2 separate regions of the Homo sapiens genome follow, and region 1 is linked to region 2. Evidence: chromatin loops called from intact Hi-C (ENCODE). Cell type or tissue: heart left ventricle. All regions are shown on one strand. Links, peaks and the distances in the headings refer to the core of each region. The heading gives the core; the rest is flanking DNA. Region 1 has its middle 14 kb from the start of WSCD2. Region 2 overlaps WSCD2 (WSC domain containing 2).

Region 1 (14,560 bases), core at 2,233-10,232, 80 kb before region 2:
GCAGCCATGAGCCAGTTGTGGCTACAGAGGACTTAACATGTGGCAAGTCCAAACTGAGATGATCTGTGAGGGTCACATAAACACGGGATTTTGCAGACCTAGTACAAAAAAAGGTATATAATAGCTCATTCATATTTTATATTTATTTCCTGTTGAAATGATCATATCTTCGATATGTTGGGTTAAATAGAATATTTAAAATATTGTAATATTATTTCACCTGTTTTATTTTTCTTTCTTAATGTGGCTACTGGAAAGTTTAAAATTACATGTGTGTGTTCTCAGTTATAAGTGGGAACTAAATATTGGATACACAGGGACAGAAGGATGGAAACGGCAAACACTGGGGTTTCCAAGAGAGGAGAGGGAGGGTGTGGGGTAAGGGCTGAAAAACGACCTACCGGGTTCTATATTCACCACTGGGTGACAGGATCCTTAGAAACACAAACCTCGACATTACACAATCTACCCATGTCACAAACCTGCACGTGTACCTCCTGAATCTAAACTTTAAAAAATTAAATGAGAAAAAAATCAAGGTATGCACTTTAAATATATATGTATATATAAAAAATTTTATATGTTAGTGATAGCTCAATAAAGCTGTTAAAATAAAAATAATAAGTATTGTGACTCCTATCATATTTCTATTGGAAAGCATAGGCCTAGAACCTGTTTCTCATCACCCCACATTTTTTTTTTTGAGACAGAGTCTCGCTATGTCGCCCAGGTTGGAGTGCAGTGGCACGATCTCAGCTCACTGCAACCTCCGCCTCCTGGGTTCAAGCGATTCTCCTGCCTCAGCCTCCCAAGTAGCTGGGATTACAGGCACGTTCCACCATGCCTGGTTAATTTTTTTTTTTTTTTTGTATTTTTAGTAGAGACGGGGTTTCACTGTGTGGCCAGGGTGATCTCAATCTTGTGATATCATGATCCACCCGCCTCAGCCACCCAAAGTGCTGGGATTACAGGCATGAGCCACCGCACCCAGCCCACATTTTTAAATTAATATGTTTTTCTTACAACACATCAGCCAGGATAACTGTAACAGGTTAAATTCTGGGTGATTATAAAAAAAGAAAATAGGTCAGGTGTGGTGGCTCACACCTGTAATCCCAGCACTTTGGGAGGCCGAGGTGGGCAGATTGCTTGAGTCCAGGCATTTGAGACCAGTCTGGTCAACATGGCAAAACCCCCATCTCTACTTTTAGTATTTTTAATTTTTGCATTTTTAATACCAAAATTAGCTGGGCTTGTGGGTGCAGGCCTGTAATCCCTGCTACTCGGGAGGCTGAGGCAGAAGAATCACTTGAACCTGGGAGGCAGAGGTTGCAGTGAGCTGAAATTGAGCCACTGCACTTCACCCTGGGGGATGGAACAAGACTCTATCTCAATAAAATTAAAATAAAATTAAAAAGAGAAAGAAAGTGGAAAGGAACTAACATTTTGAGGGTAGCTACTCTCTATCCACTTGAGTGCTATATGATTTACTTAGGTCAGGGTTTCTCAAAAGCAGCACTATGAATATTTTTTCCAATTTTTAAAGTTGTGGTAAAGATACAGCACATAAAATTTACCATTTTGGCCATTTTTAAGTGTACAGCTCAGTGGCAGTAAGTACATTTGTAATGTGCAACCATCACCACCATCTGTCTTTAGAACTCCTTTCATCTGGGATGAAAGAGATGAGACTCTATACCGATTAAACAATACCTCCTTACTCCCTTTTCCCCCCAGCCCCTGACAACCATCATTCTGCTTTCTGTTTCTACAAATTTGACTATTTTTGGTACCCCATATAAGTGGAATCATACAGTCTTTGTCTTTTTGAGACTGACTTATTTCACTTGGCATGACGTCCTCAAGACTCATCCATGTTGTAGCATGTGTCAGAATTTCCTTCGTTTTTAAGGCTGAATAATATTCTATTCTATGAATACACCACGTTTTGTTTGTCCATTCATCTGTCATGGAGACTTGCATGGCTTCACCTTTTGGCTAATGTGACTCATGCTGCTATTAACATGCATATGCAAATATCTCTTCCAGGCTCTGCTTTTAATTCCTTTGGGTATTTGTCCATAAGTGGAATTGCTGGATCATATAGGCACTATTGCCATTTTGTACCAGATAATTCTTTGTTGCTGGGGCAGAGGGATGGATGTCTTGTGCATTGCAGGATGCTGAGCAGCATCTCTGACTTCTATCCACCAGATGTCGGTACCATTGCCCCAGTTGTGACAACCAAAAATGCCTCCAAACATCGTCCAGTGTTCCCTGGGAACAAAATCAGCCCCATTTGAGAAGCACTGATATAATTTATTCCTCAAATCCTCACATCTCTGTGAGGTGCTATTATTATCCCCATGTTGCAGATGGGGAAACTGAAGCACAGAGAGGTAACGTTCCCTGCACAAAGCCACACAGCTGCTAAAGTGGTGAAGCTGGGATTAGAACCCATGTCTTTCTGACTCCAAAGGCTGTATGTCCACATGCAGGGAAACCCAGAAATTCTGTTGCACTTTTGGGAATATTGACCCAATATACTCACTTTAATTAGAGGTCAGAGTGAAAGTCATGGCTGAAAAGCAAACAGGGTGAGCAGGAGGTAGTCGAGCTTTGGCTGGGAAGGACGCCTCCTTTGGGGAGGATGTGGGTCTGGATGGTGAGATAAGATCATTTTATATCCCTTTAAATGTTTCCACCATGGCCACCACGTTGTACAACTCCAGGTGTCACCACTCTCTGGAGCTTGTGCCATAGGAGGTGTTGTTTCTAGTCTTTTTTGTTTGTTTGTTTGTTTGTTTTTTTGGTTTGGACTCTCACTCTGTCTCCCAGGCTGGAGTGCAGTGATGCTATCTGGGCTCACTGCAACCTCTGCCTCCTGGGTTCAAGTGATTCTCCTGCCTCAGCCTCCTAAGTAGCTGGGATTACAGGCACGCACCACCAAGCCCGGCTAATTTTTGTATTTTTAGTAGAGACAGAGTTTCATCATGTTAGTCAGGCTGGTCTCGAACTCCTGACCTCGTGATCCACCCACCTCGGCCTCCCAAAATGCTGGGAATACAGACATGAGCCACCGTGCCTGGCCTGTTTCTAGTTTTAATATGAATAGTGGCCTGAAGTTGGGCAGCATAGTAACCCTGTCTCAGGACAGCTTTGTCAGTGGAGAAGGACAAAGACTGAGGAATCCACAGAGAATGAGACCTGGAAGTTCATTACCAATGAGATTGTCTTGAGCTCAAGGATGGTGCATAAGTCACAAAAATCACATGGGAAAGAGAAGTGGGCCACTGGACATGAAATCTGGCAGCCAACCAATAACTCATTCATTCACTCACTCCTTCACTCATTCATTCACTCACTCATTAGTTCATTCGGTCATTCAAACATTCAACTATAGGTTCTTTCTGCCTATTTCATAGGGAAGGAGTTTCCATAATGGTTCTGCAACTCCTGGACTTCAGAATCAGATCTGGGTTCAAATCTTAGTTCTGCTGCTGTGTGACCTTGGACAAGTTATTTAACATCTCCTAGCCTTCCTTGCGTCAGCCTTAAAATGGGGACAGTGGAATCAGCACCCTATTATGGTTGTCAGAAGAGATGAAAATAGAATGTATACAAATTGCTCAGCACAGTCACAGAGACACAGTAAGTGCCGATAAGTGGATTGAGCACCTAATGTGTGCCTGGTCCCATGCTGAGAGTGTGTGTGTTAGTGTTTGTGTGTGTGTGTGTGTGTGTGTGTGTGTGTGTTCAGAGCTGGGCTGTCCTCCAGGGCAACGTGGGCTTCCTCACTAGGTCATAGACTCCATTTTCAGGGAATATGAGTTCTCAGGGTTACACATGAGCACAGCTAGTGTGGACTGGTTGGATATCTGGGGTATATACTCGAGGGCCCTAGGAGGCCTGACTCCTCTACCACAGGTCCCTTATGGGCCATGCCTTCCTTGACCCCCATGAACCAGGGTGGGTAAGACAACAGAAGCCGGGTTACACTGCTGCCTTGGACATTACCATTAAAACTCTCACCTTCTCCCCTGAGCCCACCAGCTGAGCAGGCAGAACCAGGCTTTGAGAGGACCTTAAAGCAGTAGGTCTCTACCCTGACTGCAAATTGGAATCACCTGGGGAGATTTCAACCCTGCCAATGTCCAGGCCACACCTGTAATAGATCTATCAAATCAGGATTTCTAGTGCTGGAGTGCAGACATCAGAATCTTCTCCACCTTCTCCAGGGCCAGGTGCAGTGGCTCACATCTGTAATCCCAGTACTTTGGGAGGCCAAGGTGGGTAGATCACTTGAGGTCAGGAGTTTGAGACCAGCCTAGCCAACATGGTGAAACCCCTGTCTCTACAAAAAATACAAAAATTAGCTGGATGTGGTGGCACACACCTGTAGTCTCAGTTACTCGGGAGGATGAGGAAGGAGAATCGCTTGAACCTGAGAGGCAGAGGTTGCAGTGAGCCTAGATCATGCCACTGCACTCCAGCTTGGGGGACAGAATGAGAGTGTCTCAAAAAAAAATTCTCCATCAGGAAGACCTCTTGGACCCCTGCTGGACTGACTCCCTCTGATAAATGCTCCCTGCACCCTCATCACCAGGTCCCCAGAGCCCTGCACAGTGTCTGACACACAGTCGCACCCAGCATAGATTTCAGCACATGGACTTCTGCTTGGCCCAGGCTCCTGGACTGCAAATGATTTCCAAAGTCTCTGGAGCTAAACATAAGCAGGAAGGAAAGTAGCTGCAGTGGATAGAAACCCACGCCAGGGATCGCAAGGCCACAGGCTGAAGATTTCGGGGCTGGTCACAGGTCTGCTTGCCTACTCCACCCGTCACCTTCATGAGCCCTGACAAAGAAGAGCCTGGCCCCTCAAGGTGAGAGGCTTCCCCACTCTTCCCAATCAGGAGCCTCAGAAAGTGTTTCAGTTTGAGCGTCTCTAGAAGAAGCAGACACTGAGGCAAGGAGCAAATCCTTAGAAACGTCAGTAGGGAGGAAGGGAAGTGAAACAGGGAAGAGAAGAAAGTCAACACAGGTATGTTGATGAGCAAGTGAGTGGTGTGACTGTGGGAGGCAGCATAAGACTTGCTCAAATGCTCGGAGTTATCCCACCCCAGGGACAAGGACCTGGGGTGTTTATTCACAAATTCCCATTGTCCTTGTTTTAAGGATCTTCCTGCAGGATCCACTCCCTAGCACTTCTTGATGGCCTGGCTCAGGGAAATCTTCAGGAAAGAGACCCAGGCTTGCACTATGAAGCTGCCGCACTGGGCGGGAATATAGGCCAGGCACTGACAGCATCTGCCCCAGAGGGTGTAAGGGCCAGCTCCCTGCAAACGAACGCAGTCCTAATAGAAAGCAGCTCCGATCTCCAGAAATGCCCTAGACATAGGTGGTTCCCCCAACACAGCAAGACAGTGTTCTCTGCAACACACAAATTAGATTCGAGCTCCCGCTCTTGGGGCTCGCAGTCTAATTTCTCTTCTACCATGGAGGGTTTAAACCGAGCAAAGGGAGATCTCAGAAAAGGCTGCAGCCCCAGTGGTGGGTGTGGAGGTAGCCTGGTTATTCTTAGCAGTGAGCAAGGGGAGGCAGAAGGGCTAGGCCGGTATTGCAACTTCCAGCAGGGGCAGCCAGGCCACAGTCTTTCCTGCCTTGCCAAGTTTGGTTGGAAATTCTTTCCACCCTGAGGCAGTGGGGAATGTGGGGAATGCAGGGTGGGCCTTCAGAGCCCCTTAAAGAGAGTTTCTCTATCCTGCTGTCAGAGGGGTGGTCAGAAGTAACGGGGGCTGTTCAGACTGCCAGACCAGGCAAGCAGGACCCCCAAGGCTGGGCTCCTGACCCAGCTGTAGTTTTCCTTCTGCTCGAATGCTTTGATTCATGCCAGGACTGGCCCAGGGAGGGTGACAGAAGCTGAAAAGGTACATGTCTTCAAAACCCAGGCAGGAGGCAGGACACTGTCTCAGCTGTGCTGAAGCTCTGAGTTTGGAAGGTTCTAACAGAGCTGAATGCAATCGAGATTTGGTCTTTTGGTTCTAACTTCTGTTGCCATCTGGGAAGTAAACAAAGGATGTGCCTTAGAGTGGCCAAATGGAGGACAGCATGACTCCTGGGGCCAGAGTCCTGAGTTCAAATCCTGGCTCTGCCTCTAACAAGAAGCCACGTGGCACTGAGTAGGTCAATTCACATTGCTGTGCCTCAATTTCCTCAATTATCATAATCCCTACGTGATGACATTGCTGTGAGGGTTGAGTGAGCAAACACAGTTCTTAGAACAAAGCCTGGCATAGAGAAAACAATAAATAGTAACCTATGAATCTTGCATACAGAAGTACTTAGAAAATAGGGACCACAGTGGGTACTGACTGCTTTTCTTTCCCTCTGTCCAGTTATAGGGCTTTTCAGAACATCAGATGCAAAGTCAGATGGATCTGGCCTGGAATCTCTGACTTACTACTTGTTACCCATGTGGCAAATGACTCAGGTTCCTCATCTGTCAAACGGCAATAAACCTAGTAGCCACTTCATAAATTTGTAAAAAGGATTAAATGAGTAAGTGAATATAAACTACATAGCACAGTGCCTGGCCCACAATACACATGACTGTTTATTTCTGCTGGAATTATTCCTTGATCCACTCACTCAATCATCAGACATTTATTGTGCTTCAGGCATGAGCTCTCAGAGAGAAATCAAGTGTGTGCTGTTACTCTCAACAGGCTAGTTCTAAGTACCTGTGGGTCCCCTCAGGAAAGGGGGGTTTTTTTCCAGAAGAAAGTGGAGAGAAATGTTGGAAAGCAGAAACAACTATATCCAACTCCAACTCCTAGATCTGTGGGTATAGTTGGAGGGGTGTGAGTTGGTGTTTAAAATGGAAATGTTTAGAGTGCCAGGAAGCAGGGCTCATGTTCCTGTCTTTCTGATTTTGAGTCTTTAACATACTGTTTGGGAAGCCCGGGGCAGCGTGGTGGATTGAAAATGATGTACATTCTATTGAGAAACAGAGGCTATTTCACCTCCTGTGAATCTGGGCAGACCTTAGTAACTTGCTTGACCTATAGAATGTGGCAGAAGTGACATCCTGGAGCACCTAAGGCTGGGTCATAGATACCTTGCTGCAAGTTGGGTGTGGTGATGTGCACCTGCAGTCCCAGACTTGAGACTTGTGAGGCTGAGGCAGAAGGATCACTTGAACTCAGAAGTTCAAGGTTGCAGTGAGCTATGATTGCACCTGTGAATAGCCGCTGCATTCCAGCCTGGACAACATAGTAAGACTCTGTCGAAGAAAAGAAAGGGAGAAAGAAAGAGAGAGAGAGAGGAAGGAAGAAAGAGAAAGAGGAAGGAAGGAAGGAAGGAAGGAAGGAAGGAAGGGAGGGAGGGAGGGAGGGAGGGAGGGAGGGAAGCCAGCCCACCTGTCTGCAATTGTACCATTGTATCCAGAACAAGCAGTGCCTCCCAAGTGGGCTGTGAGCCGTGTTTTGTGAGATCACTCAGAGAAATAGGTGCACCTTAATTCAATAAACTTGCGAAATGACACAGTAGACCTGCCTCCCCACTTCATACCAAAGAGACTTCTCCATATACTTTAGCATTTAAAGGTCCTGAGAAGTCCTGCATTAAGGAATCCTTTCACTTCTGTTTAACCTACAGTTACCTTGTAACACCTACCAATATATTCCCCTGTAATTTACCAACACTTCAGGGAATGCTAACCTAGACCCACGCATTAAAGACCTTTGGGTCAGAGAAGTTTTACAGCTTGGAGAAAAAGCCTTTTTCTCTCCCACCTCCACAGCCCCTCCCTCTTTTTCACTTCCCTCCCTCTGTCATGAGTGGGCAGGGCCAAGCATTGTTCACCAGCTTCTGCATCTGGTTCAGCTAAGTAGAATAAACTGGCAACATTAAAGCAAAAAAGTCATGCTGCAGGCATTTTCAAATTACCTAGTCTCTCTGGAGAAACCAACTGGGGGTGAGGCCCAGAAATTGGGGAAATGTAATGCATAATAATAACCATTAAAAAAACAGAGGAAAATGATTTGTAGGATTATTGAGTGCCAGAACCCCAAAGCTATAAACAGGATGTTTGAAACGATTTCAAGCATAAAGGTCACAATCTGCAATTTAAATGTCGGTAGTTTGTTGCCTTTTTTCTTGGTTATGGTTGGGTGCCACCAATTAGTTCAAGCGTGTGTGCGTGTGTGTGTGTGTGTGTGTGTGTGTGTGTGTATAAAGGTTTTTCAGAGTACACTGGGCTTCTCAGTCAGGCTGAGTTGGTTGGCAGCCTGGAAACCCACACAGGAGTGGGCAAATCCTTTACAGCATGAAAGCAAGGAGGACCCTTCTGCTACACAGTGAAAGTCTTCTTCCTCTTTCTGCAAAAATAAAAATATAACACAACACAAACACTTTACTCCCTTCAGCAGTCTGCAGTTATTTTACCCTGAAAAAAATGAATCATTGAAAAATCCTGGGGTGGGATTGCCACCAAACCTCAACCTAGTCTGGTGGTCTTATTAATGCCAATCCTATATTCTGACTTGGCCAATGCCTTGAGAGGGTATTTATTAGGGTGAACATTGGGGTTGTTCCTTGAAACCTTTGCTCGTGGATAAACACCTTTGGAGTTGATTTTGTGGCTGGGGGAGAGGTCAGTAAGCTGATGGCCATACACGCCTGTATGTCTCTCTTGAGGTTGGAACCATCAATCCTGGACACAGGAAGTTGGGTTGTGACAGTCAGGAAGACGGGGTTAAACTAGGAGTGGCTGACAGGACAGGGTCTCTCAAACTTTGATGTACACATGAATCACTGGGAATCTTATTGAAATGCAGATTCTGGCTCTATAGGTCTGGGTTGGAGCTTGAGATTCTCTATTTCCAACAAGCTCCCAGGTGAAGCCGGTGCTGCTAGTCTTAGGATAACACTTTGGCTAGTGAAGCTCTAGACCAGGCTGTCTGATAGACTGATTTGCTCTGATGGCAGTGTTCTATATTTGTGCTATTCAGTGTGGTAGCCACTAGCCACATGTTCCTACTGAGTAATTGAAATGTGGTGAGAGTAAATAACTGAATTTATTTGGAGAAATTCTTTATTTTTAAATGCTTAAAAGGACAAACTTCTTGCAGGAAGTTTCCAGAGTATGTAACATCTGTGTTATGATGACATTCTATTTCTGGAATCTCATGCTTAGAAATTGGCATCGGAAGGCTTACCAAACCTTTGAAATATGTGTGTGTGTTTGAAATGTATATGTGTATGTTTGTGTGTATGCATATTTATATTTTCATATACATATGTACACACACATATATACACATATATATTCTAGGGTTCTATAAGGACTTCAACATCAACTATCAAGTAGCTCTCAGCAATGAACTAAATTTCCTCCTTGAAAAAGCAGGTTAAGTACCAGAAGAGGACGAAGAAAAGGCACTCAGATTTTTTTTAACTGATGTGTTCTTTTTTCCCCAGCTTTATTGAGGTATAATTGGCAAATAAAAATTGTATATATTTAAGGTGTATAACATGATGTTTTGATACACATACATGTAGACATTGTGAAGAGATAACCACAATCAAGCTAATTAACATATCCATCACCTCACATCTTTATTATTTTTAATTTTTTGTGGTGATGTTATGGAACCAAACTGGGTCCATTTGCCGACATGTAATGCCAAGTCACACACTGAAACACCGGGTTTTTGCAGTGATAAAGGTTTACTGTGAATTGACTGGCAAGGAGACAGGAGGAAACACTCAAAACTTGTCTCCACAAGCTGGGAGTTGGGGCAGGCTTTATAGTCAGAGGGTAATGAGGTGTGATCTGATTGGATCTTGCCATGAGGTGATACCAGGAGGCGTGCTCTGACTGGACCATACCGTGGGGTGAGGCCAGGGCTCAATCTGATTGGACCCCGGACCCTGCCATATGGTGTCCATTTCTTAATTCAGTATCCCCTCCTCCAACCAAGCACTTAGGTTCTACCCCTGGTTGCATGCTTGGTTCATCTGGGCATGCTCAGGTTACGTAACCTTCAAACTGGGAGTCCATGGCAACTGAAAACTCACAACTTTCTTACATAAAAGTTGAACCAGATTAGTCTTGTGAAGTTACAATAAGAACATTTAAGATCTACTCTTTTGGCAAATTTCAAGTGTACTATAGAGTATTATTAACAATAGTCATCATGTTATATATTAGATCTCCAGAAGTTATTCATCCTGCATAACTGAAACTTTCTGCCTTTTGACCAACATCCCCCCATTTCCCCTCCCACTCTTCAGCCTCTGGCAATCACCTTTCTACTCTCTGCTTCTATGAGTTTGACCTTTTTTAGATTCTACCAAGTGTGATTGTGCAGTATTTGTCTTTCTGTGTCTGGGTTGTTTCACTTAGCATAATGTCCTCTAGGTTCATCTGTGTTATTACAAACAACAGGATTTCCATCTTTTTACAAGCTGAATAATATTTCAGTGTGTATGTGTGTGTGCCACATTTTCTTTACCCATTCATCTATCAGTGGACATTTAGGTTGATTTCATATGTTGGCTATTGTGAATAGTGCTGCAATGAGCATGAGAGTGCAGATGAGCATAAGAGTGCAGATGTCTCTAAAATATACTGACTTAATTTTCTTTGGATTTATATCCAGAAGTGGGATTGCTGGATCATATGTGAGTTCTATTGTTAATTTTTTTATGAATCTCCATACTGTTTTCCATAATGGCTGTACCAGTTTACATTCCCACCAACAATGGACAAGGGTTCCCTTTCTCCACACCCTTCCCAACCCGTGTTATCTCTCATCTTTTTGATCATAATCATCCTAACAGGTATGAGGTGATAGCTCATTGGGATTTTGATTTGCATTTCCCTGATGATTAGTGATGTTGGGCACATTTTCCATACCTGATGACCATTTGTGTTTCTTCTTTTGAGCAATGTCTATTCAGATGCATTGCCTGTTTTTCAATCAGGTTATTTGTTTTCTTGCTCTGAATTTTTAATTTAACTTAATTTAATTATTTTAAATTTAAATAGCCACAGTGGCTAGTGGCTACTGCATTGGACTGTGCAGTTCCAGCCTGTCAGCTCTGTATGGGAGGGACCATATCTTTAGCTCACTGTTGTGTCCCATTACTTAGCTGAGTGCCTGGTCCACATCAGTTTCTTAGTAAATATTTATTGATGACATTATGGCATAATAAAACTGGAGAAGGAGTTTTAAACCATTCACATGTCAGAACCCTATGATTGTAAGTCACCAAAACCCATCTTAAACTTGAACCTACCAAAGGCCTACCAATTGGCTCTTTTGACCCAAATTGCAGAAAGATCTGGGGTGTAGCTGGTCTTGGGGTGGGAAGGTTAGATCCAGGAACTAATTCATCAACATATTCTTTCTCTCGCGGTTTGTCTGCATTCATTCTTTCAGGACAGTTGTCCCCACTGGGCTCAAACCAACATCACAGGTAGCTCTGCACCTCCCAACTCAGAGCCTCATGACCACATCAAATAGAGCTGTTTTCCATTGTAGTGAATTCTGACAAATTTATGTTGCCTTAGCATCTGCTTGGAACACAAGTTTAATTTTCTCAAACCAGAAGCAGGGCTCGCTGACTCCTGACATAGTTTCAGTTCTACACCACACCCAAATTGCTAGAGCCAGTGGCTGAAGATAAGAACTCGAGGCCTCTGTCCTGCCTAGCAACTGGGCTCCCCACTTTCCTGTTGAATCATTTAAAGGGGCCATTCAGACATTTCCTTGCAAACTGAAAGTGACCCACACCCTGTTCCCTTATATGTACTGCACACCATGTCCTTCTCTCTCTCTCTCTCTCTCTCTCTGCCTGACTCTTCATTTCTGCCTTGCATGACCTGGGGACAGAAGACTGTCCTCCCAACTCATTATGCCCTCCTTGCCTTGAATCTTCTAGTAGAAAATTTTGAACTTATTTCCTCTTGTGATGGTGTATTGAATTTGCATCTTGCATCTGAAGAACTAGGGGCTGCCCCAGGCTGGGTTTGCCCCAGGCTGGGTTTGCCCCAGGGACACCAGGTAAAACAGAAGGGCAGGATCCCAGTGCCAATGCAATGGTCAGACAAGGATAAACTGGCTACGGGTCAGATGAGAGCGACAGGGTGTCTGCCAATATAAACAAGTTTCCCAGGTGAGAGATCTCCTGGTCGCAGGTCAGACAACTAGGCATTAGGTCATCTGCCAGGTAAAATAAGTATCTCATGAAAGGCACTGTGTAGACACCCATGTCCAGCTCCCCTTTGTTTCCCATGAGAGCAGGGCCACTAGCCAGTCTGCTACTGGAACCCTAGTTGAGCTGGGGGCTCTCAAAACACCCACCAAGACCAAGCAGAACAATTATCAGGGAAGGTTTCTGATTGGCCGGGCTTGAGTCATCATGTGCCAATTGCTGGACCAATCACTGTGGCCAGGGCAATGGAGTTCTAAGACTGGCCCAGCCAGGCTCAATGGCATCCCATCTACATCTACATTCAGGGATGACTTCCTCCAGACACATGTGTTGTAGTTCGGAGCAGCAGTTCCTACAAAGATGAGGTATGCTCTGCTGGGCAAATGAAACAACAAATGCACGAGAGGAGAGGAGGGGTTTTGAGCTCAAGAAAATGGTTGCTGTGATGTATTTCTTTGCACTAGACCATGGATACAAGGTAGTTGTGATGTATTTCTTTGCGCTAGACCATGGATACAAAACTGCCTTCTTTGATCATGTCAAAAGGTATAATGAGGGTAGTAAGATTCAACTGGCCACACCAGTTTCCGTCTGTACTCCCTGGCCCTGCTATATTAGTGAGGGTTCTAGAAACTAAGACATCCCAAAGGAAGGCAACATGTGAAACACAAGGCTGAGCAGGAGTTTGTTGGATGGAAAAATGGAAGGGAGGAAAGAGCAGTCCAAGGAGAGAAAACCACTCAAAGGCAAGGCAGTAAAGGAGTAGAGCATGGGAGGAGGCATGGAGAATCCGCCCTGGAGGGTGGAGGGGAGCTGTGGAAATGCAGCAGGAAGTGGATCTGAGGCCAGACGTCAAAAGGCCTTAGCACTGAGTGGAGGAGTTTGGGCTTTTAGCTGTGTGTGCTGGGAAGCCGCTTAGAGGTCTTAAGCAGGAGCGGGGTATAGCCAGAGCTGTGTCTGTCCTAAAAGATTGTTGCGGCTGGGTTTGGGGGATGGACAAGATGGTGAGAGGAGGCAGGGTGCCAAGGACAACGATGTCCCCATATGTCTTTAAAGAGCTCCTGCTTCAGAGGTGGGCGGTGGAACAGCAAGCTCCATTCTGGCTGCCTGAGTGTTGACTCCCTGTCTCTTTGCTCAGACCCTGGCTGGGTGAGGTCCGGATCTTAGCTGCACCAGTTCCCAGCACTGTGACACTGGGCAGGTGATCTAACTTTTCCCTGAGCCTCCGTCTTCCCATTTGGGGAATACCTGCCTTTCACGGCAGTAGTGAGATTGCAAGGCCAAAATGGATGTGAGGGCTCCGGATCAGTGGACCCTGGACCTACACAGAATAGGAGCTCAGTAAATGTTGCTGTTGTTATTAACGGGCTGTGGCTCGTAAGTGTATTCACATGGAAAAGGTTTGAACTGTGAAGTCCTGGGGGAAAAGTGACATTCAAAAGACGGAAGCTTCTTGGAGCAGTTCTGTAACCAGGTCAGGCTGACTCCTGCAAACTGCAAGGTAAAAATCATCCATCCAGCCCGTGAGCCCATGGCTCTCAGAGATCCCAGGAGGCTTGTGTGTCTAAACTGGAACGTGCCAGAAGAGGCTGCTTTCCAAGATCCTTTCTCTGGAGGCCAGGCTGGAGTCCCCTGAGAGAATGAGGGCATCGTGCTACATTTTAGACTGCAACTGGGATTGACCCATTTGCCAGCCGTGACAGCCATGTGTCCCAGTGGAAAATCCCCAGGGTGGAGCCAGAATAACCTAGGCCTGAAACCTGCACGTTCTGTGAGTTTGGGAAAGTCACTTCATCTCATGGGCCTCAGTTTTTCAATTTGCAAGATGGAAACAATACTGGCCATGGGGGTCTGTTGCAAGGATTAAATCAACAAATGCACGTGGCATGTGGCTGTGGCTCCAGGTGGGGGTCAGGAACCTGCATGTATTGAGTCCTTACAGTGTGTAAGGCCATTGCTAAGTGCTAGTGATACACAGACAAATTAGATATGGATCCTGCATTCAGGGGCAAGCTTGTGGTACAGCTAACTGAACAGATAACAAATGATGATAAAAGATAATCTCTGCTCAGTACTGTTTCTTTCAACAAGAGATGTGCCAATGTGTGCTGAATATGAGTTGTCCATGGAAGTAAAAATATACTTCAAGATAATATTCATGTCTTGGAGACTATGGCCCTACAGTTTATGGAATCATAGAAATACTGAAAGTAACCATCTACATATGATAAGTCTGTTCATTTTAATAGTAATGACAAAAATACTGTTATAGCATTTGACCTTCAAAACAACTCCACAGGTAGAGATTCTTGTCCCCATTCTACAGATGAGTAAACTG
Region 2 (16,423 bases), core at 4,996-12,995:
CCGGGTTCCTCATCTGTAAAACATCAGACTTGAACTAGCTGGTGTCTAAGGGCCCTTTGAACTCTAGGATTCTATGGTATCATAATCATAATCTTGGTAATAGCTAAAAAGTATTGAGCACTTACTTGGGTCCAGGTCTATGCGAGACATTTTATATGGACAGAGGTTATTTCATTCAAGTTTCTCCAAGCCTCAGTTTCCCCTTATGTAAAGGAAGGCTGTTTCGCTAGGTGTTGGATCTCCAGGCTTTCTTGTAGCTCTGTCACTTGCTGTAAGGAAGAAGCTGAGTGACCTGAGAGTGGCCTTTGAGCTCTGAAGAGGGACAGGGTGAACTCCTTCAGTGGTCCTAAGCCCCTTCCCCCATAAACTCTGTATCAGTTTCCATTGCTGATGAAAATTAAGGGTCAGCAAATACTTTCTGTAAAAGGCTAGAAGGTAAATATTTTAGGCTTTGAGGGCCACATTTCCCTGAGCCCCAGCCAGAAAGAAATTCTAAATCCTCCCACAAGCCTTGCCAAGCACCTGGACCTTGGACCTTTCTAAGCTCCAGCAATCAACAAGCATTTTTCAGCTCAGCCTCTGAGAAGTGGTCACATCCCACTGGGACAGGAATGTCCTCAATGTATTATTTAGGAAATGGGCTCCGGTCACACTGCAGTTCAAGAACAGTCCTGAGCAGAAACTCTAGGCCCTTGTGGGATGGACCCCCACTGACCTTTTTCCACCTCCCAGTCTCTGCATGGTGTCTCCTGCTGCCTGGGACATTCTTGCCCCAGATCCTCCCATGACTGTCTCCTTGTCATTTTGCAGATCTCAGCTCAAATGCCTTCTGAGAGGGGCCTTTGGGAACCACCCTACCACACACAGCTTCCTCCTATTCTCCATGCTAGGACTTTCCAATTATTTCAGTGACCCCACAGTGAGAAATGTATTTGACATTGTGATGCGCACACACAACCGAGGCAAAGGTTCACAAGATAACATTTCTCCTTACTGTATGTGAGTCAATGATAGCTTACTCTACGCCATTCCCTTTCATCCTATCCTAGTCCATCCTATCTCCTCCTTCCTGCCTTCCTCCCTGTTCTCTGCCATTCCCTGTAGGTCTGCCTCTTGGGTAAACACTCTGCCCAGAACCAGCAGAACCGTCCATTATCTCCCCCAGCCTATTAAGGAACTCTATGCAAATGTGCACTAATTGACCCAAGACACAGCAGCTCCTGGAGGAGAAGGATGACTCCAGATGGCTTAATGATAGGGATTTAGAAGTCCCTTCAGAAGTCCCTCTTGGGGAAGAAAGTGATCTGCACTTGGAGAAGGGCTGCCAGCTGCCTCATGGGGTGGCCAGTGGACTGGGTGACCTGCACCTTGGGTCCCTTTCATCAAACCACTGTACAAGGGAGACTGTCAGCTCACCCCTTCATCTCTCTCCAATCCCCTGACCCTTCCTGCAACATGGCCCCTTCCCCAGAGCCCACAGTTTGGATATTTCGTTGACATGTACCTCAGTGGGTCTCTGCCTTTTCAAATAAATTATTGTCCCCCCTTTTTAAATAGACTTTTAAAAAGCCATTTTAGATTCATAGCAAAATTGAGCGGCAAGTACAGAAAGTTCCCATATAACCCCAGACCCTCCTCCAACAGCCTCCCCCTCCATCAACATCCCGCACCAGAGTGGTCCCTTTGTTACAGTTGATGAACCTACACTGACACATCATTATCACTCAAGTCTGCAGTGTCCATTAGGGCTCACTCTTGGTGTTGTACCTTCTGTAGGTTTGGACAAATGTATAATGACATGTGTCCACCATTATAGTATCATACGGAGCAGTTTCACTGTCCTAAAAATCCTATACTCTACCTACTCACCCTCCCTCTAGCCCTCAGCAACCACTGATCTTTTTACTGTCTCCATAGTTTTGGCTTTTCCAGAATATCATATCATTGGAATCGTACAGTGTGTAGCTTTTTCAGATTGGCTTCTTTCACTTGATAATATGCATTTAAGTTTCCTCCATGTCATTTAGCCCTGAATAATACTCCACTGTCTGGATGTACATACTCCTTTGGGTAAATTCCCATGAGCATGATTGCTGGATCGTATGGTAAGAGTATGTTTTGTTTTATGAGTTGCCCTTTGAAGACTAACTGTAGCTTATTGAGCCCTTTTGGTATACCTAGCACCATGGTAAGAAGAGACAAATGAAAAGTTTTCTCATTCAGTGCTGTCTATAACCCTGGAAGGCTTGGTCCTACGAGATCAAGGACTCAAGTCTTTCTCGGGTCCTTTGTCTCTTCTTTGTCTCGGTTCAGTGTCTCTTCTCTGCTCAGCTACTTTCTTCTTCTTCTCTTTGCAGACTTAACTTTTGCTCTTTCTTTGGGCACCTGGTGACAGCTCCTGAGGCTACAGGTCCATAGTCTAAGTGATCAGCAAAGATGTGAATGTCTCAAATCCCAACTCCATATTTCTGGGGCCAAGAATGGATTGACCAGTTTTAGATCTGAGCCTACCTATTATCCACCGGCAGTGCCAGTGGGAAGGGTAATATGCTGCAAACACAGCCCCTAGGGTCTGCCTCTGTAAGCAAGGGGTGGGTGTCACATACTAGACAGATTCCTCAAAATGTGTCCTCCACACCTACCTTAGGTAGTCACCAATCATTGCACCAACTCATTGAACCTTTATCTTTTTCTGAAGTCTGGGCAAAGGGTATTGTCATGAGAAGAGGTAAATGTTTTGTTTAGTTGGCCAAAGTTGTGGCAGAGAATGACTACCTACTAAGAAACTGTCATGACAGGTTTAGCATACGGTTAAGAGTGCAGGCCCCAGAGCCAGGCTTCCTGGGCTCGAAGCCTGTTCCACCACTTGCTAGCTGTGTGATGCTGCACAGATGACTTAACTTCTCTGATTTCCTAATCTGTAAAATGGGGCTAACAAGTGGAACCTTTCTTATAGGGTTGTTGTAAGGATTACAAGTTACTCTCTAGACAGTGTCTGTCACATAGTTGGTGCTCAATAAATACTAGCTCACATTATTATTAGGGTGCTATGTATTTTAAAAACAGTAGCTCATTTAACCCTCCTACCTTTCCAATGAGGCAGGGTGGATTGGCTCTATTTTGCAGGTGAGAAAACTGAGTCACAGAGAGGCCCCTTGCTGAAGATCACACAGCCACCACCGCCCTGAGGCAGGTTCAGATGCAGGAGTGTGTGACTCTGGCCCTGACCCCTTTCCACGTTTCCTCTCCGTGGCCATTCCTGTCCATAGTGGCCCACCCTGACCCTGCAACAAGCGAAGATGGCTGTAAAGATTGCCCATGGAGCAAGAGGCACTAGAGTCATTACCCAGATAAACAAAATTTTAATATTTATTTATAACGGACACCATATGCTCCCTCTGATTTTTTTATTTAATTACATCATGGCAGATGGCTGGGTGTTAAAGGCCATTAAGCTAATGGCACTTTGCCTTCTCATTTATTTTCTTGAGTTTTGGGGAAGATAAATGAAAATGGACATGGTTGGCAGGCTGTGAGCGTAGGGTAGTGCTGAGTGAGTTTCCTTCCTGGGAACAGAGGGAAGTGTGGGGACCCAGGGGATTCTTTCTGGAGGTGGGGTGAGCAAGTGTAGGGGGCAACATACGGGTGTGCCTAGGAACCTGGTGAAGCTTTCCTGGTGTGTACATGCTTCCTGGTCAAAAAAGTGGGATTGTTGTGTCAAAGATTCTGCAGAATTGTTGCATCAAAGATCTGCAGAACCACAATATATCCATCATGAGCACGATGGAATCATTAAACTACAGCACACCAATGAATGGAAGGGTGTGTCCCAGAGAGGGTCCACCCACTGTACGGGGTGCAAAAGCCTTCCCTAGGGTTAGCTGGGTTACTAAAATTCTGGATTCCTAAGACAATGAGGGAAAGGATTTGGCATTTATAATGGCATTTCTTCTCAAGCTGTTTCATTAAGTCTTTCACTTGCCAAATGGCTGGTCCACCACCAAGAAGGGTGAGAAAGAACTTTGATTAAAGGAATTGGGGGTTATCTACCTGAGAAGTGTTCGAGGCATGGCCATCCATATCTTCAGGCTCAGAAAGGTTCCTTTCATCAAGGCTTGGATTCAACTGAGGGATTAGTGGTTAAGACAGGGAATAGCTGCCTTGCTGGTCTGCATAGTGTCCGCCATGGCATCATGACACTGAGGCTCAGTTTTGCACTTGAATTCATGCTCCACTTTTTGTGTGTCTGGGCAAGTTACTTAATCTCTGTGAACTTTAGCTTTCTCATCTGTAAAGTGGGTATAATATGCCGATGTCTCATCATTGTTGAAAGGTCCTATATTGCTTTCCGGGGATCTGTATAAAGATTTACATACAGGATGTTTATCATAGCGTTACTTATTTATAAAAGAGGGAAGACTGGAAATATTTTACATGTCTATGATAAGGAAAAGGTTGAAAAACCATTGATATGATATGAATCAACCATATTGATTCCTATTCTAAGGAATCAACTATTCCAAGAAATGAATACCACTGATAAGTAGTTCATTTAGGAAATAAAGAGTATACTTACTCCTGTCCTTCCCTGAGCGGGGAAGTGAGACAGGGAAGGGAAGAAATCAATAAAGGGTGTATTATTGAGTCATCTGTTACAGAGGGTGGTTGAGGCTAAGTCCCACTGGAGAAATACACACTGCAGAGTTATTCCAGCTGAGGAGCAAGGGAGCTGGGGCATTTATACACCAACTCCCATCAGTCATATTTGCAGCTGCTTCCAAATGTTAATATTCTAGCATGTCTTGCCTGCCAACCACACAAGCACAAAAAGCATTCAAGGTGCTGGAGAAACCCCTCAGACAACCAGATGAACATTCAGAATTTAACTCTGTGGGTGGGGCACATATGGCATCTGTTACAGATCTACCAAACTGACCAAAAAGGAAAGGACTGACAACATTAAGTGTTGGTGTGGATTTGGAGCAGCAGGAATGCTCAAACTGTACTGGGGAAGTTGTGACTACAGCAACCTTGGAAAAAAACTGGCATCTTTTAGGATAATCATAAGATGCTCATACAAAAACAAAAACAAACAGACAAAAACTAGCGCTTTCACTCCTAGGTATACATGCACTCTACATTAATTATTATATACATGCATCAGGAGGGAGGTATAGGAATGTCTGCAGCAACTGGCAAGAGGAATCCATTCTATCCAAGCCACATGAGCTGAGAATTAATGAGGGAGAAATTCCGTGAAGGAAAATAGAGTCCTTGTATCAGAATGAAGGGGCACTGAACAGGCAAAACCACATGTATTCTCCAGAAATTATTATAAGATGTAGCATTTGCACCTAATACATATAGATATGATATATTTGTATATATTGACTTATTTAGTTCTCACGCTAACCCTAAGAGATAAATTATATTACATCATCACTCTATAGATGGGGAAACTGATGTTCAAAGAAGTTAATGACCACCTCAAAGAATGATAGTGGGGATTAAAAGGCACAATGGGAATAAGATGACTGGCATATAGTATGCGCTCAACAAACACCAGTGACTTCTGATATTTTTATTATTAGAACAAGACTGAAATTTTACCTGGGCTCCCCAGTTTCTTGGAAACTTCCCAGATGGGTCTCCTACCCAGAACTCTTAAGAAATCAAACCTTCATGAACCTGATTTCTCAATAGCTATTTCTCGGTGAAGCTTGGGTGGTCTGGGGGTCAGTTGGTCGCTGGGCCTGCCCAGTCCCTCCGAACTGCCTCTGCCCCCCAAGTCAGGTGCTGGGGATTACAGAGAGGGAGTCAGCCCCCTACCCAGCCTCACAGGCTTCCATTCTGGCCTACCCTAGCCAATAGAACCTGGAAGGGGGAGGCATAATTTTACTCCCAGGGGAGGTAAGGAACCACAGGGCAGGCTATGCCTCTGTTTTTCTTTCCCCTGCAGGCAGCTCTTCCCCACCCATCTTCAAGTTGGCAGCTCAACACCAGAGCCTCATTCTGGTGCTAAAAATAGTCTGTGTTTAGACACTTTGAGGCTCCTGCTGGAAACATGAACTGCAGTAACCAAATGCTGCCACTCCCACAAAGGGGGCCTCTCAGCCTCCTCCCTGTGGAAACTCATGCCAGCCCTGGGGGGGAGGCAGAGTAGAGGTCGTCCACCACATTTAACAGATGGGGAAACTGAGGCTTAGAGAGGTGTCACATAAAATAAAGGGGGATGAAGTCGTGATAGCCAGCCCTGTGGATTGTCTCATCGAATCCTCCCCACACCTCTGGGAGGGGCATTCTATGGTTGACTTAACTTTATAGAGAGAAGATGGCAGCTCAGAGAGATGAAGTCCCCTGTCTGGACCTCACACCTGTAAGTGAATGACAGGAGGGGATATTAATACAATTATAATCCTCAACATGCTATGAACAAATAGAGACAGAGAGAAGTGGGTTGCTGAAGGCCAACAGCCCCTGTCTCACCCAGGGTTGTAGACACATTATCTGTGGATTGTGAAGAAACATCACACCTGCCTTGCAGCTATCCCAGAGGGAGGAATATGGGAGAACGTATTTGTAAAACCTTCAAACACAGTATCCAGCATATAGTAGGTATTCAACAAATGCAGTTAGTTTCATTTCCCCATTACCTTTGAGGCAGAATTTCTCTCTGGAGAGAGATAGCAGAAAGGGACAATGACAGACTAGAGAGAGACTTGGAGAGACAGAGATGGAGAGAGAGGCAGGAGAGAGAGAATGACAGATGGATGTGGGAGGCAGGGGAGTCTGGGATACCTTTGAGGATATGGGGCTTTGGCTCAGCCGAATCCTGGAACCCTTGAACCCCAGAACCACCCAGTGCTGAGTAACACAAATGCTACCTCCACAGAGCCCTGGATTTACAGTTCTCCAAGGCTGTCACCTGAGTGTTTTGGCCAGTGTGTGAAGCCATGGTTGTAGGTGTAAGCCCTGGGGGGATGAACCTGACTCTTTTTACTCATTTTTCTCTACCAGTGTTTCTTGGGACCCTCCTATGTATCAAATAGCCTTATCCCCTCCATGGGGCTCAGCTTCCAGGGGGCTCTTCCTCTGGGCGAGCCCCTGCCTCCTCCTAGCACCGGCAGGATGCTGTGGGATGGCTCAGGTCAGCACCTTCCCTCCCCAGGAGAAAAGGGAGCTCTGAAAGTGGGGGGTGGACACAGCCCCTCTCCACACGGTCCACATCCCTCCGGCAGATCTCCTTCATTTTCCACATCACCCATGCCTCAGTCTCATTCTGTTCCCTGCCAGCCCCTAATGAGCTCATTATCCTCTTAAAGCCCCTTTCGCACCCACTTAGAGAAGAGATGTGTTGGAATATGAAAGAACGAAGAGGGAACAATGAAAAAGGACTAGACCCAGAAATATCCTGAGAGAGGCAGAAAGCCACAGGGAACACTACAGCTGAAAACTTTGCTGTCTCCACGACAGCAAATGTGCTGAGGTGGCAAATGGCTTTCAAGTGTCTCACATGTGCCCTTGAGGGGCGGAGGTGGGGCTTATCTTGAGCATCTCCTATGCATCAGGTATTCCTCCTACAATGTTTAATTCAGTCCTTCCAGCAACATACTTTTTAGGGGAGAAGTCAAGATCCTTTAGGCCACTTTACAGGTGAGGAACCTGAGTCTTGCTGAGAAGGGATGTCTTGCCCCAGTCACTCACCTGGGGTAATGGAAGAGGCAGGATTTGAACCCAGGTCTGTTTGCCTGTGGAGTCCACCTCTGTTCTTGCCTGAGTGCCTCTGGAAGGGCTGGTGTCCCCTTGCCCATCCCACGAGGACTGCTGGCTTTTTCTCATCCCATCCCAGCTGCAGAAACATCTGGCACGTGTTGGCACGACCATGAAACCTCAGTGGATTCTCATGTGTGTTTTTAGAACACAGTCCCAACTCCTGAGCTTGGCATCCAAGGCTTCCCATGGTCTGGCTCCTGCCCACTGCTTGGCTGTGTTCCCAGCCCACAGTCCCCCAAGCTCCTTTGTTTCTTACCCCTCAGTGATGCACCCTCATGTGGGCTGTTCCTCTTCCCTGGGCTAACCTTCTGTTGCTCCTTCACCCAGAGAATTTTGACTCCTTTTGCAAGACCTACTGGCTCAAAGACTCCTCCCTGGGGAAGCCCTCTATGGTTCCCCCAGGCAGTTGCAGACCCTCACTTCCCTGGGCTCCCACATTCCATGGCTTCTCAACCCAGGGTCCAAACCCCACCCTGATATTTTAAGCCAAATTCTGGGAGCTTATGTGCAAGGGCTTTTTTTTTTTCTGGGCATATATCTATAGTTGTCATGAGATCCTCAAAGAGTTACAAGACCAGAATAGACATACGGTTAGGAATATAGGCTTTGAAATCAGGTGGCACTGGGTTTACCATCCTGCTGCCACTTACTAGCTCTGTGACCCTGAACAAGTTACCTAATCTCTCTGATACTCATTCCCCTCTTGTGTAAAAATAGATATAGGTCTCCCTCATAGAAATGTTTAAATGAGAGTATGTATATGTGTAGAAGAATGTCTGGCATGTATTAACTGTCCAATAAACATTAACTATAATATTGATTGCTGTATCCTGTACACACATCTACTATGGGATTTATCATAGTCTGTCTAGCATAGTGATTGTTTACATTGCTTTCTCCCTCAGTTGACTCTGAATTCTCTGAAAGCAGGGACTGTGAATTATTTATTCCTGCATCTCAAACACACACATAGTAGGCAATCAGCATATGTTTTTAAATAAATGGAAGAATGAGTGGATGACTGGATGGGTGGAGAGTTGGATGGATGGATGGATGGGCTGCTATAGTTCAGATGGATAGATGAATGGATGTATAGTTGGACAGATTAATGAATAGATTAATGGTAGGTGGATGGATGGTTCAATGAATAGATGGGTAGGTGAACTGCCGGAAGGCAAATGGATGGATGGATGGATGGATAGATGGATGGATGGACGGATGGGTTAACGAATGGATGGGTGGGTGGATGCTGGATGACAGACAGATGAATGGTTGGATGGATGGATGGGTGGATGGATAGAGGGTTGGCTTAATGACTGGATGGGTAGGTGGACTGCTGGATGACAGACGGATGGATAGATGGACAGATAGTTTGACTTTACAAAGGCATGGATTTTTGTCTGTTTTGTTCACTTATTTATTCCAAGTGCCTACGAGGGTGACATAGTATGTGCTCAGTACTTAGTTCTTGAATAAATGGGATGGCAGACTCTACCTTAAACCACAGTTAAATGCCCACACTACTGTCTGGATTAGGAGAGTATGTTACAATTTGTATCTTCCATTGGCTGACTATGGAATCTCAGGCGTTGGCTAAGATGGTCATGGGGCCCCCTGCTGGTGGTAATATGAAAAAGCATTGGCTAAATGGGGTTTTCTGTTTTCTAATTTACATTCTATTTTTCCTCTTGACTGATGATCCTGAACATTTACTCATAAAGCTGTGGTACTCAACTCTCTGTGCTCATTACCATTATCTGAGAGCACCTGGTTACAGATGTGGGTTTCCCCCTCAACCAGACATTCTGGTTGGAAAGGTTAGGAATCTATATTCACCAGGCTCTCAGGTGATTCTGAATCAGTTGTTTCTCAGACCCACACCCGGGAGACCCTGACAAAGGGTGAGCCATGCTGGTGACCGGGAGGCTGTAAGGATGGGCTACCGTCTGGGGGGCTGTCTCTGAATTCTCAAGTGATGTCCAGACTATGTGGGAAAGAGGCAGAGTCAAAGAGACACTGGTTAAGAGCTGTGATTTGCGATTTGGACTGTCCTGGGTCCAGATCCCAGCTCCATCACTCACCAGCTGTGTGACCTCCATTTCCTCATCTGTAAAGAAGAGAAATAGTTACCTCTCATAGGAATGTTGGGAGCAATAAAGGAGACAAGTGTAGATGGCTGGGCACAAAGCTGAGCACATGGTAGACACTCAATAAACACTGAATGGACAAATATGCTGCTAAATAACCCTACTTTCCTTCTTTTTCCTTTTCCTTCTTGGATAGAGGAGAGGGGCTATGGATTTTATTTCTCCCACTAGAATGTGAGCTCTATGAAAGAGGGGATTTTGCCTCTGCCGCTCACAGCTTAATTTCCAGCACCTAGGACAGTGCCTCACACAAAGTAGGTCTCACTGAGTGTTTGTTGGGAAAAAAAATGAATGAATCTGGTCTGGTTCAGAATTGCCCAGGTTCAGCAGGTAGTTCAGCAAGGACCTTGAAAGTACTTTTCAGACTTAAGGTAATCCTTGGATCAGTATATATTTGACAAATATATAGGAAGTATGGAGCAAAGCAAACCACTGGCCCATAAGAACCTGTGCTTGTCCAAGACAAAGTTTGTCCCCAACTAGGGCCCACTAGGATCCAGGTCCCTAAATTCCCAGTTTGGTGTCAAGAAAAAGGCAGTGTTCTAGAAGACTCAGGGATGCTCTTTATCTAGCACTGCTCTTAAACTGTTTCATGCCATTGGTGGTTTCCTCCTCTCTCCGGGCCTCTGCATTTCCCTGTAGGATGCTCAAGAACCCTGTGGGTTCTGTGCTTTGGTGAAGGGGCTTCTCATGCCTGTGTCTCTGCTGTTTTGCAGGTGGCATCCCTGAGTCCTGATGCCTGACTGGATGGAGGCCCACCAGCTTCTGTTCCCATGAGGTAGAAAGGCCAAGCTTGGTCTTCAGCTGGGGAAGAGGCCAGAAACAAGGCCCCCAGTGAAATAACCCAGATCCATTGGCCTGAGGAGCAGAGAAAGGGCAAGAAGTGAACTGCAGCTGCTGGTAACCCTCAGAAACCTTCTCCAAGTGCTATTCTCACAGTTCTTTAGGAACACTCTGAAGTGAAGAACAATATGTAGGAAAATGGGACCAACTTATGTGTGTTCTGAGCCTCAAAACCCCCTTGTTGGCCCAAAGAAGCTCACCTTCAGTTTGGGAGGGCTGGTAAGCTCCATCCTTTCTCATGGCCTCAGCCAAGCATTGAACTTGCCCTCCCCTTCTGGCCTTGGTGATCACTTTTTCAGGAAGAGTGAGACTGAGGACCCCCAAGTGTTCCATCCCTAAGGAAAGCTTGGGAAACCAAGCCCCTTCCATCCTCTCCCAAGCACCCCAGCCAAGCCCCAGAGAGCCAGTCCGGAATGATCCCACTATGGCCAAGCTCTGGTTCAAATTCCAGCGGTACTTCCGCCGGAAACCTGTGCGCTTCTTTACCTTCCTGGCACTCTACCTGACTGCTGGGAGCCTTGTCTTCCTTCACTCTGGCTTTGTGGGCCAGCCCGCTGTCTCGGGGAACCAGGCGAACCCCGCTGCTGCAGGAGGCCCAGCTGAGGGTGCTGAGCTGTCCTTCTTGGGTGACATGCATCTGGGCAGAGGTTTCCGGGACACAGGTGAAGCCTCAAGCATTGCTCGCAGGTACGGACCCTGGTTCAAGGGCAAGGATGGGAATGAGAGAGCCAAGCTTGGCGACTACGGTGGAGCCTGGAGCCGAGCCCTCAAGGGGAGGGTTGTCCGGGAGAAGGAGGAAGAGCGAGGTAAGAGCGAGGAACATCTGGACACTGAGGGGCTGGGGAGAAGGGAGGAGATACTAACAATGTAATAACAGCTGTCAGTTTTCAGTGTTTAATAGGAACCAGCTGTCATATCATTGTAGCTATAAATAGTGCCTGCCATTATCATCCCCATTGCACAGAGGAGAAAATTGAAGCTCAGAGAGATGAAGCGGCTTGCCCAAGGTCACACAGCTTGTCAAGAGGCAAGTTTGGATTTGAACTCCACATCTATCAGAGGTCAAAGTCTGACTCTCCCCTGTAGCCTTTTACAGTCCTTGTTAAATATACATGAAAATAAAACAGTCAGCATTTATTGGGTACTTACTAGGCACCAAGTACTGTTTCCAAGCACTTTACATATATAGAAACATCACCACAACTGTAGGTGATAGATTTTATTTATTCCCATTTTAAAGATGAGGAAAGTGGGGTACCAAGAGCACAAGATTACACAGCTAAGTGGCAGAGCTTCTGCTCCACCAGACTGTCTCTCAGTCCATCTTGCTGGGTCCCTTGGTGATGGATCTCAGGAGAGATCATTGCCCTGGATAGATTTCATTGCATTTTCTCAGCCATTTATAATCTAAAAAGGCTTTTGTTCATGACTGCATTACCTTATTTGATTTTCACTACACTTCATGGGCTTAAACAAGGCCCCTATTATCCTGTGCCCAGCTAACAGATGTGGAAACTGAGGCTTGAAGAAGGGAAGACACTTGCCCAAAGCTGCGCAGCTGGTCAGCAGCAGGAACGGAGTTTAAATCTGATTCATCTGGCCTGAATGCTCAGTTCTCTAAGGCTGTCTCCTAGAGTCCACTGGCATCTACCCATCCAACCAGCATGCTAGGGAGGAACCCACAACCCCTACAATTCATAAGATTAACACAAATGGACATTTCAGAAATCTGGGCCAGATGGTTTGGGAGAATAAACCACCAATCAAGGCAGATGGAAAATCTCACTAGCCTTTGTGTTCTACTGTGATTCAACTCATAAAAAACCCTTCTGCTACCATGGAAGGAAGCAGGATTAATGGAGGGAATTCATCTTGGAACACATTCTCCTGCCCCAGTCCTGCCCCCAACCTGGCCTGGGAACCATCTAGAAGACTCTATCTTTCTGCCCTCAGGAATTTCCTAGACTTCTGCCTCTTCAAGAACCAATGCTCACAGGGAGGCAAAGGAGATGTTGGAAGTGGTAGAATGGATCAGGGGATGTGGATTCATATTCCAGCTCCACCCCCACCAGCCATGTGGCCCAGGCAAATGGTTTTACCTTCTCCCGCCTCAGTTTTGAAATCTGTAAAATGGGGATTTTACTGGATGCTCCTGAGAGTTCAATGAGACAAGGGTGATGAAGGCCTAGCACTGAGTAGATGCTTAGAGGTGCTCAGGAAGTGCTCCTGGGATCTCCCGGGGTATCATCTTATAGGTATAGGTGAGGTGTGAAGTGCTACACCCCAGCCACTCCAAACTCCATTCTGGCCTTTGAAAGCCCCAAAGTCCTCACCAGCCAGCACCTTGAGATATGGTCCCCATAATGCTTAGGACAAATTCCAGACGCCTCCCACAGTCCAACTCTGCAACCTCATCTTATAACCCCACTCCCCTCACCATGCTCTGCCCCACTGTCCTTGCAGTTCACTGAACACACCAAGCCTGTTTCTATCCCAAGATCTCTGTATATGCAGTGCCTTCTATCTGGGATGCCGTCTCCCCAGATGTTTGCATAGCTCCCTTCTTCCTTTCCTTCAAGTCTTTAATCAAACCTCGACTTCCCATAGAGACCATCCCGGAGCATCCTAACTCAAATAACCCCACTTCCTACCCAGTCACAACCACAATCCCCGACTCTATTTTCATCATAACACTTATCACCATCTGAAAGCATCTCATTTATGTGTTTGCCTCTTTGTTTAAGATCAGCCTGTTCTACTGGACTGTCAGCTCCAGGAGGGCAGGGCTATTACCTGTCCTGCCTGTCTGTGTTCTATCAGCACCCGGGACAGCACCTGGCTAAGTGCTGTTGCTGAATACCTATTTGTTGAATGGGTGAATGACTGGATGAATAAACGAATGAATGACTATCCCTTTGCCTGGAGTACCTCTACATCGTTAGCTCTACTCTTCCTCCAAGTCTCATCTTTGCTAATCTTCAAGAAATTTTCCCTGATCCCCTTACAGGTTTGATCAAATGCTCCTCCTCTATGCTCCCTGGCATGGCCCTTATATGAATGGCAATTGTGTATGTTTGTCCATGTCCCCTGATAGAATATGAATTCCTTATGGTGTAGGTGATACAGAAACAACAACGTCTCTCATTTGTTGTGAGATTGAAATACTGCCATCAATGCTAATAATAAGGACCATTTCTTGAGTACCTACTTCACACCAACCACTTGTCTATTTGCTTTTCATGTATTATTTGAATGAAATGATATATGTAACATGCTTATAATATCCTCTGGCTCATAATAATAGGTCACTTAATAGTTGCTGTCCTTGTTATTTGTAGTAATATTAGCTGATATCTAGTGAATGATCATTACAGGCTAGACCATGTTACGTGTTTCATTGACTCATTTAATTACTACCACTCAGTAAGTTAGGGATTATTATTCCATTTCCCAGATGGCAAAACTGAGGTCCAGAAAGAAATCACTTACCGTAGTTTACACAGGTCAATAGTGGGGGAACCAAGGTTTAACACAAGGTCTGTTTAATTCCAAAGCTTGTGAGCATTCTTCTATACCATGCCACCTGCACCCCCACCATGCCTTACCCAGCAATCTTATATATTTTATAAAGTGCAGAGAGAAGGAAGAGAAAATAAGAACATAGCCCCAAGGCCAGGGCTCTCAGCAGACAGCCTTTGGAATCAGGCAGTGTTATCAAGAAAACACAAATCCAGCCTGTCCTTGATTAACTTATTCAGAGTTTAGCGAGGAAAGACAACATATTAGATTAACGCTAATAAAAATGAGACACTTCTCCGGCCTGACGCTAAACTCATTTTGTTTTCTCCAAGGCTGGTGAGGGCTCTGCTTGATGCAGTGATGCAGGACTCAGGCTGTAGAGGATTCAGAGCCCATCATGGCCCGGGAGTGGGAGGGGAGGAGCTGCACCCAGGCTGAGCTGAGGCTGGGCAGGAGTCTGAGTTCTTTGGTGTAACTGACACCTACCATGTGCCAGTCATTTACCTAGGCCTCTCTAGGTTCACATGGCCATGTGAGGGCCTGTACTTTGAGCAGCCAAATCAGGGTTCAAATCCCAGTTCTGCAACCTGCTGGCTGTGCAGCCTTGGGCAGGTCGCTTCACCTTTCTGACATGCCATTTCCTCTTTGGGATAAAAAGTACTTAACATCAGATGGCGTTGTGATGATTACATAAGGTCAATTCAGCATGTGCTCTCTAAGTGCCAGGTGCTGTTCAAAGCATTTACATCTATTACATCACATAATCTTCATAGTAATGAAGGAAGATAGACACTGTTATTAACTCCATCTTACAGGAGGGAAAGTCAGGCACAGAGAAGTTAAGTAACTTGCCCAAGATTACCCACCTGGGGGAGGGAGTAAACCAGTATGTGAACCCAGGTGTTGTGAGTCTTACACCTGAACCTTAAGCACTACATCACGTCACTTCTCAGTGTACAGAAAGTACATGCCAGCTATTATTATTATAATAAGCTTGCATACTACCTTAATACATGCCAGCTATTATTATTTATACTGTAATTTTGCAGGAGAAAATGGAGGAATAGAGGTAATGTGAATTTCCTAAAGTCACACAGCTAATCTGGGGCAGAGCCAGGAGCTGAACCCACTTTGACTTCAAAGGTTGTGCTGCTTCTATTTCCATGAGATTACAGAGAGGCTTGGGCTGGGTGTGAAGGTGGCCATGGGAAGATTTAGTCTGCATTTTTTTGGAAGGATAGCAGGAGCACCCACTTCCCATCTCCTCCAGCTGGAGATGCAATGGCTGCAGGTTACTGAGGTGCTCTGTGTCAGGGACTATTTGTCCATATTTTCCTTTCAGCTTCATATCAGGTAAAAATATTGAGTGCCATTTCACGGATGAAGAAACAGGCTCAGAGAGGTTCAATTATTTGCCCAACATCACACAGATGCCAAGAGGCAGAGCTGACTCCAGCCCGATTTGATCAGAGTCCAAAGCCCTTATTCTTAACCACTGGACTTATACTATTTCTTTCTTAAAATATAAGATCTCTAACTCCATTCATTCGTTCATTTATTCTTTCATTCATTCATTCATTCTGTATTTATCAAACACCTACTACATGCCCAGATCTTTGCTGGAAGGTGGAGATACAGGAATGATTCAAGCACAGGTTGTGAATATTCCTCAGAGGAAGAAGCTGTGCTTTTCCCCATTATAACACCTTTTCATTTTATTAAAAGTTCTTCTACAATAAGCCAAAATTATTTCTAATTTGAAAAAATAATGGACAATACTAAGAAAATTTAGAAAAGTTTTGGGGGACCCCAAAGGAGGGACCCCATTCAGTCATGGGGTATCACAACTGGCTTTCTGGGAAAGCATATAGGTGAGCTTAGTATGTAGGATCCTTATGCCTTGACCAAAGTGAGTGGTGCATCCCTTCTGCCCTGGGGAAGCCTAGATATGAGCAGGAAATTCCATCGCCGGTACAAGGAAACCCAGGCAGCACTGGGTGGTCTTCTGGAGGGACCACCTTCCAGTGTTTCAGAGAATCCCCAGAAGGAGAAAAAGTATTTCTTGTGTCTTCCTTCTGTGCCAGACCCTGTGATAGGCTCAATGCATCAAATTAATGTTACTTAGGTCACCCTTAACAATA

The links. A loop is a pair of places that touch in the nucleus more often than their neighbours do. Peaks named below come from ENCODE experiments on the same cell type or tissue, not always from the same donor. Only the 100,000 strongest peaks of a DNase experiment are listed, where the experiment ranks them.
Region 1: a loop joins it to region 2, with 4 times the contacts of the local background. A loop is called at or near these places in 12 of 110 quality-filtered maps.

What each region holds. Positions count from the first base shown.
Region 1 is chr12:108,107,710-108,122,269 of GRCh38, forward strand. No RefSeq gene overlaps it. Among named protein-coding and RNA genes, the nearest start is that of WSCD2, 14 kb to the right of the region's middle. RefSeq lists enhancers at 11,774-11,823, 11,834-11,953. In heart left ventricle, for the core only: a CTCF peak has its summit at 5,624 (motif pointing right); no DNase peak of the experiment used is centred there; H3K27ac peaks cover 242 bases; H3K27me3 peaks cover 625 bases.
Region 2 is chr12:108,184,646-108,201,068 of GRCh38, forward strand. WSCD2 (WSC domain containing 2) reads left to right here. Exons shown (of 9, transcript NM_014653.4): 2 at 10,637-11,569. The coding sequence starts at 11,188. It overlaps LOC124903077 (a long non-coding RNA gene), which reads right to left. Exons shown (of 3, transcript XR_007063583.1): 3 at 6,317-6,374. LOC105369965 (a long non-coding RNA gene) reads right to left here and starts at 3,174. Exons shown (of 3, transcript XR_001749312.2): 1 at 3,088-3,174; 2 at 126-269; 3 at 1-13. In heart left ventricle, for the core only: CTCF peaks have their summits at 6,041 and 9,397 (motif pointing left); no DNase peak of the experiment used is centred there; H3K27ac peaks cover 218 bases; H3K27me3 peaks cover 635 bases.